Linked DNA regions of Homo sapiens: region 2 is linked to region 1. A link is a contact called in ENCODE Hi-C data. All regions are on one chromosome and are shown on one strand. Each heading gives the region's core, a stretch centred on a gene start or an enhancer-like site at or near the end of the contact. The rest is flanking DNA. Distances are from core to core; before and after follow the strand shown.

The links. A loop is a pair of places that touch in the nucleus more often than their neighbours do. Pooled maps may share reads with other maps.
Region 2: a loop to region 1 is called in a pooled map, with 7 times the contacts of the local background. The contact joins the enhancer-like site here to the promoter of FRYL in region 1. A Hi-C loop is called at or near these places in 1 of 37 single-sample maps with no recorded cell type and 3 of 50 pooled maps.

What each region holds. Positions count from the first base shown.
Region 1 is chr4:48,778,208-48,781,831 of GRCh38, forward strand. It overlaps FRYL (FRY like transcription coactivator), which reads right to left and starts at 2,072. Exons shown (of 64, transcript NM_015030.2): 1 at 1,871-2,072. RefSeq lists silencers at 1,038-1,917, 2,008-2,117.
Region 2 is chr4:48,195,042-48,198,665 of GRCh38, forward strand. All of the region lies in intron 2 of TEC (tec protein tyrosine kinase), which reads right to left. Among named protein-coding and RNA genes, the nearest start is that of TXK, 63 kb to the left of the region's middle. RefSeq lists enhancers at 1,043-1,092, 1,113-1,162, 2,722-2,891. Within about 2 kb of position 1,815, at least 3 of the 41 ENCODE cell types and tissues checked have a DNase peak (open chromatin) inside an H3K27ac peak, as active enhancers do.

The DNA.
Region 1 (3,624 bases), core at 822-3,321:
CAATTTCCCAAGTAGTTTCTCTATTGTTACTGCTGAGCCTGTGAATTTACAATGTTCCACACCACTCCGAAGTTACTAGACAATAAATTAATCGATGAACGCTTTAAAAAGTTGGACTGCTTTAATAAAAAAAAAAAAAACTGGGTCACATGTTCCAACAGAATTCCCTCTTTTAGAGAACTAATTTTACAAAATAATTCAGAGTGGAAGACAAGACACGATGGAATGCTATTTTTGATAATGAGTAGCAGAAAAAAGACCAGAGAATAACACACCCACTGCTACTTTGTTTATACGGTTGTAACTTGCACATGCAAGTACTCTACATAAAGTATTGCACAAGAAGAAACTGTCAAAAATGAATGCTTATGAAAACATTCTTCACTAAGGCCTCTAACAAGGAATGTGCTATCTCTGATTTCCTCGGCAAGTATTGACAGATTAAGCAGAGTGATAATGCTCAAGATGAAAAGACGTCTTATACTAGTTTTTATCAATAGTAAAAGCTGTTGGTACTAATTATAATGGCTGTAAATTCAGTAGCAGAATCAACTTTACAGACGATATCTCCTAGGCAGCACAGCATTTTATAAAACCAACTTTACTTCCATCAAAACCCTTTTTCCCCCCCAATCCGACAGACCCTGGCAACCTGTCTTGCTGTGTCTTTTTTCCCCTACCCTTCCAAAAGAACCCCAGCCAGTGAATCGAAGTAATATTTTCCGCAGTTCAAAGGTAAGGGCAAACTCAGCTCTACTAAGAACTCTTGCTCCTCACCAGCACACACCCTAACCCCCACCCCCTTTTTTTTCTTTTCAAATCTTGGCCTAGGAAAGATTAATGCTCCCATATCATTGCAAATCCACAAAAATGCGATTTTAGGTGGCGAGGAACTAAACTAGGATGGCAGGAAAGACCGGCAGCAATAAATCATTTCGCCCTAGAAACCAGCCTCTCCAGAACGCAGGAAACCAGGCTGTGCCCAAAGAACCTGCCGCCCGGAAGCAACAACTTCCATCAAACGGCAAATAAAAGTTGCAAAGAAGAGCTCAGCGCCCAGGCACCCTGCCCGGTGCCGAGGCTGAGAGCAGCAGGCAATCTACAGGCCGAGTCAGCTCGCGGGCGGTGGCCGCGGTGTCCGCAGGGCTGGCTCCGGCTCCGGAAGACTCCGGGTCCCGGGGTACGCCAACGGCCCGGGGCTGCGCGGGCACAGCGCCCGCACCCCTCCCCAGGACCGCGAGCAGTGGGCGGAGAGACCAGAGCAAGGGAAAAGGCGGACAATGCCCGGCTGGGCTGGCGCGCTCCGCCGGTCCCCGCCAGCCCTGCCCGCCGGGGCCCGCCAGCCGCCGCGCTAAGTTTGCTCCTCAGCCCTCCCTTCCCAGCCGAGGCGGCGGAGCCGTGGTCGCCGGTCTTCCTCCACCTCTGCCACCGCCTTCCTTCCCGCGGGGCGGCTCCCGCGAGTCGGTGGCGAGGCGGCGCGCGACCAGAGCAGGACGCGCGAGAAGGCGGCGCGCGAGGGGTACCCGGGCGCGCGCGAGAAGAGCCAGGCACTGGAGGGGAAGGGGACGTGCGGGAGAGACGGGCGCGCGGCGCTGCCGGCGGAACCGCCGGAGCTCGGGCGGGCTTTCGGTTGAGGCTGGGGTTGCGCCGCGGTTTGGTGTCCGTTACGAGCGCCGGCCCGGGCCGCGCCGCGCCGCTTGCCAGCCATCCTGGACCGCCTTCCCTCGGCGCCCACCAGGAAGGACAGCTGGCGAGGGCCGACGACCTCGTCTCCCGCCCAGGCTGGGCTGCCGGCGGCGGGCATCCCGGCGCCTGCCCCGGGGCTGGAAGAGAAAGTAAAATGAAGCGCCTTTCCCCAGTCAACACCTACCCGTTCCCAGTCCTAGTACAGCTGCCTCGCTCCTCCAGCGCCGCCGGTCCCCGCCCTCGGGCCCCTGGCTCCGTTCTCTTGACAATGGCGCGTCCCCTTTAAGGAATAATCCGATCGGAACCGATCTGTGGTTAAACCTCCCTCCGACTCTGATTTTAACCGGATTTCTCTCTCGCTCTCTCCCAGAGCCCGACGGGCGCCCGGCTGTGCTGCGAGGTCTTCCCACCCCTTCCCTACCCCGCCCGCCCCCTGGCCTTCCTGATTGGCGAGAAACACTACAACAGGAACAGCAGTCCTCGCCCTCCACTGGCCTGGCCAGCCGCCGCTCAAAGTTGCTCCTACCTTCTCCCCGCCCCTTTTCCCGGGTTGGTCTTCCCTCTAATCATTCTCTGCCCTCGCCTCTAACGTTGCTTTGGAGCCCTGGCAGTCAAGGCTCACCCTCCCGCCTCCGGAAAGCGAACTTTATTTTTATTGGTGAAAGGACATCTTCCTGTACACTTGATTGGGCAAGGAAAGAGCTAGTCTGCACGCTCCCTACCATTATTACTCTCTCTTTACGGGCTTGAGAAACACAGCCGCAAAGTCCTCTCCGCTTTGCCTTCTAGGAGCGACTTTACCTTTAAATGTTGTTAGGGGTCGAGGACAAACTCATATCCTATATTGAGGAAAGCTGGAAAGGGACAAGAGAAAAATTCAAAATTTTCTCCCGATCAGTAATGTATCCAGAGCTGGCGCCCGGATCCTGCGGAACCTTATCCAATGATCCAGAGAATGGAATGGTTAGAATTGAGTTAGAATACCTGAAAGTCCAGTGCTAATTCCTCCTGAGATTTACTCAACAAGTTTCATCCACTGTCCGCCCTACTCATACCATTGATTGCACTGGCATTTTGCCACCCGGAAGAGCTTTAATCAAGTTATCTGCAAACCTGGAGGTTTCCTTGCTTGTCTCGCAATTGTTCATTTAGAAAATCATTTCCATTACAAGTTCCGTTTAAGTCACGTCCTCTGTGACGTTCCCGCGTTTCCACGAGACCTGTTACTTTTTTGAAAAAATTAAGTAGATGGTACCCTTATGCCATCCTCAAAGTGTAGGACTTCGTTCCCCCTTGCTAGAACTGTAGGAAAAACACCCCAGGTCACTTGAACAACTGAGATGCCTCTCAGGAGAAAACGAGTCTGTCTAAGGGAAAGAGGGAATCTGATACCAGAAGCTTGACCATGGAGCAGAACCTCACGCATTGAAAAGAGAAGAAATTATGGGGAAGCCTAGTGCGGGGTCTGCTTTAGAGTTTCCCCAGTTTCCCACTGGAGCTGTAAGAACTAAAAGGTTTATTTCCACTAAAATTGAGTACAGGTACAGCTTCGGTACCCATCTAAGAATGTTAGGGGAAAATGGTTATGTGTTCTCTCCCTCTTTGCCGATGAACCTTGAAGACTGTGTACCCCGGGGGCTTTAGTACATTTGCAGTGATACCCCAGTATAATCTAATGGTGCCAAGGAAGTGTCAGTGCTCAGCAGTACCCTAGAAAAGGGGCTTGATGATGACAGAGAAGGGTAAGTAAACATCAGTAGTTGGTAGTTCATAGGACTTTTCCCCAAATACAGGTGAAAAATTTCATGAGGATTCCCGAAAATATGAAAGAGCAGGAAACAAAAGGGAACGTTGCAGGAAGGTGGTTTAGGTATCACTAGTGGGGGCAAGAGACGATGAACTATCTGGGTTGCATTTATATGGCCTTCACAGATACAC
Region 2 (3,624 bases), core at 565-3,064, 580 kb before region 1:
GTGTGGTGATGGCACTAAGATTCTGCTTAAGCTGGGGGCTCCCTGACTTCTGCAGATGAATACTGAACCATCTGTAGAAGAAATGATGTGGTTTCTGCAAGACAATGGGAGTAGAAGGGATTTGTTATAGATAATGAGGTGGGAGGAAGTGTGACTAGGGTTACTTGGTTGGGTAATGGGTACACGGGGTTCACTGTACTATTCTGTCTACTGTTCAGTAAGTTGTAAATATTCTATGATAAAAGGTTAAAAAACACTTCTCAAATATTTTTTAAAGCCTGATCAAAGTTGTAACTGAATCTACTTACAAACTTTTTTTTTGAGAATAGAAAAAGAGCCCATCATAAACCAGTAAAAGCAGAGATGGCACATTTCTTAATTGCTACTAATAAAGCTTTTGCTGTCCTTTGTGGTAAAGTGCACACTGGGCTCAGAACAGGAAGCAAGCCTTAGAAACAACAACAATCCCGATGTTTATACAACTGCTCGTACAGGTCGTGTGTGCACAGCTCCTTGCATTCATCAATCTTAAAGTGCTCCATAATTAATTACAGAACCAGTGACTCTGCCAAAGTAATGAGTCATTTAGCATCTGCAATTTACTGTTGGGTAAATGGGGCACTGAGTTAAACAAATTGATCAAGGGCAAATGAGTAAGATACAGAAATCTAGGCTGCAATGTTGTACTCTTTGCTGGCTATCACAGCTAGGAGCCATAATTAAACTATTTGTTCCCTCTTAGTTTGCTCTTGCTAATGCAACTAACTCTCAATTGCTCTAGTGAAACTAACTCTCATTCATCCCTGTTGCAGAATATCTGGCCATTCTGAGAGATGCCCCCACAGTGCAAAATACAGAATCCCCACTGTCCAATAGCCACGCCACTCACTGAGTGCCCACCAGCACCTGCAACAGAAGCTTTATCTGTCTGCTTTTCTCTTCCTTACCCCCGCCTCACCTCCCTTCTGGTGGTACAGAGATACCACATTATAGCACCTATGCAGCAACCAGTCTTGGAAGGTGTGATGGTTAACTTTAGGTATCAACTTGACTGGAAGAAGGACTGCCTAGAGAGCTGGTAAAGCTTTCCTTCTGATTGTGTCTGTGATGGTGTTTCCAGAGGAGACTGGCATGCAAGTTAGTAGACTGAGTGGGGAAGATCCCTACTCAGTGTGGGCAGGCATTCTGGTTTACACGTCTTAGATCTCCCTGGGCTAAGAACCAGCAGGCCTCTATAATAGAGCTTACTGCTTAAAAGCAAAAAGTCTGAAGCCCAACTGTCTGAGTTTGAATCTCAGCTCTGCTACTTACTCACTGTATCTCCTTGAACAAGTTACTTAACCTCTCTGTGCCTACACTTCATTAGCTATTAAATGGGATGAATAATAGCACCAGAACTTCATATGATTGCAGTAAGAATTCGAAGAGTCAATTCATGTAAAGCTTTTGGAAGAACGCTGACAAACAGTTTAAGTGCTTGATCAATTTAGCTACTAATATTATTTTTGAAAAGCATACTAGCCCTTAGGAAACCTAAAAGCGAGAGCCACTAGTTTTGATTAAGAAACGATCCTCACACCTACCTTCTAGACTCCAAGAAAGATCTTCTGAGAGTTGATGCTGAATTTGACTATGTCTTATAAAAGCCATGAATGAGATGTTTCCTCAGGTCATGACAAATATCGGTTTTCTAAAATTACAGGAGGCCGTAATAGAAACGACCAGTGTCTACCAACATCCACTCTTTTCAAACAGAAAAAGAAATTAACCTTTCCTCATGGGTCTTACAATTCTGTTTTTAAAATGACGGTTGATGCTTCATGTGACTCCACTATTTTTACCCTTCGAGGCTGTTATTTTAGTTCTATCTTACAGTATGAAACCAATACTGAGCCAGCCAGTGACTAGATTAGCACTTCCTTTTTACGTTAGGAACAATTGATCTCTGGTAACTCACAGCATTTAACACACGATAGCAGGGAGCATCTTTGGTCAAAAATTCCTCTTCAAAGCACAAGAGTAATGTTACAAAGACATATTTTGCCGGTTTGTCAGGCTGTCTTGACGGCTAAGTCATATTCCGGTGAATATAAAGATTAATATATGTTTGATCCTTCTATAAACACACAATTTGGTAGCCCAAAAAATATCACAAAGCTATCCAGAGGCAGTGCAGTACAATGGTTCAGAGCTCTGGGAATCAGGCTGCATGGGCTGGGGTCCCAGCTCTGCCACATGCTCACTCTGCAACCTTGGGCAAAGTACTCAACCTCTCTGTTCTTTAGTTTCATCATCTGTAAAATGGGAATAGTAACTGTATCTGCCTCAAACAGTTCACAGGATTAAAGTTAATACTTAAAAAGCATATAAGACCATGTTTGGCACATGGTAAGCACCCAAAAATATGCTACTTCGGCATATGGATTGAGTTAAAGGCACTTAAAAAAAACAGCACATGCAAGAAGGGCACTGTGACCTTCCTTGTTCTTCTTGAAAGCATGAGATTAACTCCCATGAAAAAGGTGCCCTCCTTATACCAGGAGGACGAAAGACATTCATTCTTATCACCAGAGATGGGGAGCTGAGGCTGAGGGAAAGCTGTACAAACCTTGTTATACTAGTCCTTATCTTGCTACTTTTCCACAATTAACTGTCCTAGTCCTGAAGTGAATTCTTATACTTTCATGTTGCCTCAGCATCCATTTTGAATAGATTCAACTTTTTCATACCCAAAGCAGGGCTCAGTCACCCTTGATAGTTCTAGTTCCACACCACACCCAAATGGCTCAGGCCAGCAGCCAGAGATAAGAATTTAAAGGCATCTCTCCTATCTAGCAGACAGGGTTCCCCACTTTATCGAAGCTTCCCTTAAAAGCACCATTTAGGCCTTTGCCCAGGAACTCAAAGTGACCCCACACCCTACCCCTTATATATACTGCCAATTCCCACATGCATTTTCTCTCTCTGCCTGACTCCATTCCTGCCTCATGCAACCCGGAGATGGAGGACTGCCCTCCCAGCCCATTCCGCCCTTCCTGTCCAAGATCTGTAAGTAAAAATCTCTGAACTCATTTCCTACCTGGTGATGTATTGAGTTTCCACTTTTCATCTGAAGAACCAGTGGCTGCAGCTGCCTCAGGCCATGCTTTCCCAGGGATCCTGGGGGGAATATCAAGTCAGGCTCCCGGCGCCAGGGCGATGGTCAGGCAGGTGTAAGCTGGACATGGGTCAGACAAGAGCCACAACAGTGGCTGCCAGATAAATAAGATAAACAAGTTCCCCATGTGAGGGAGTCCCCAGGTTCCAGGTGGGCTAACTAGGCATAAAACCATCCTCCAGGCTAAAGAAGTACCCCAGGAAAGGGACACTGTAGACATTCATGTCCAGCTACCCTGCATTTCCCATCAGGACAGGGTTGCTAGCCAACCTGGTACTGGAATCCCATTAGCTAGAAGCTCTCAAAATAGCCCCAACTCCTTTTCCCTGTCATATCTTTACAATTTACCAATTTACTACTCTTTGTCCAACATAATATATAAGCTTTCAACCCTTACAACTTCCCTGGGTCTTTATTTTCCTGGTGAAGGCTCCCACGTACATGTAAAAATTACTAAATAAAAATTC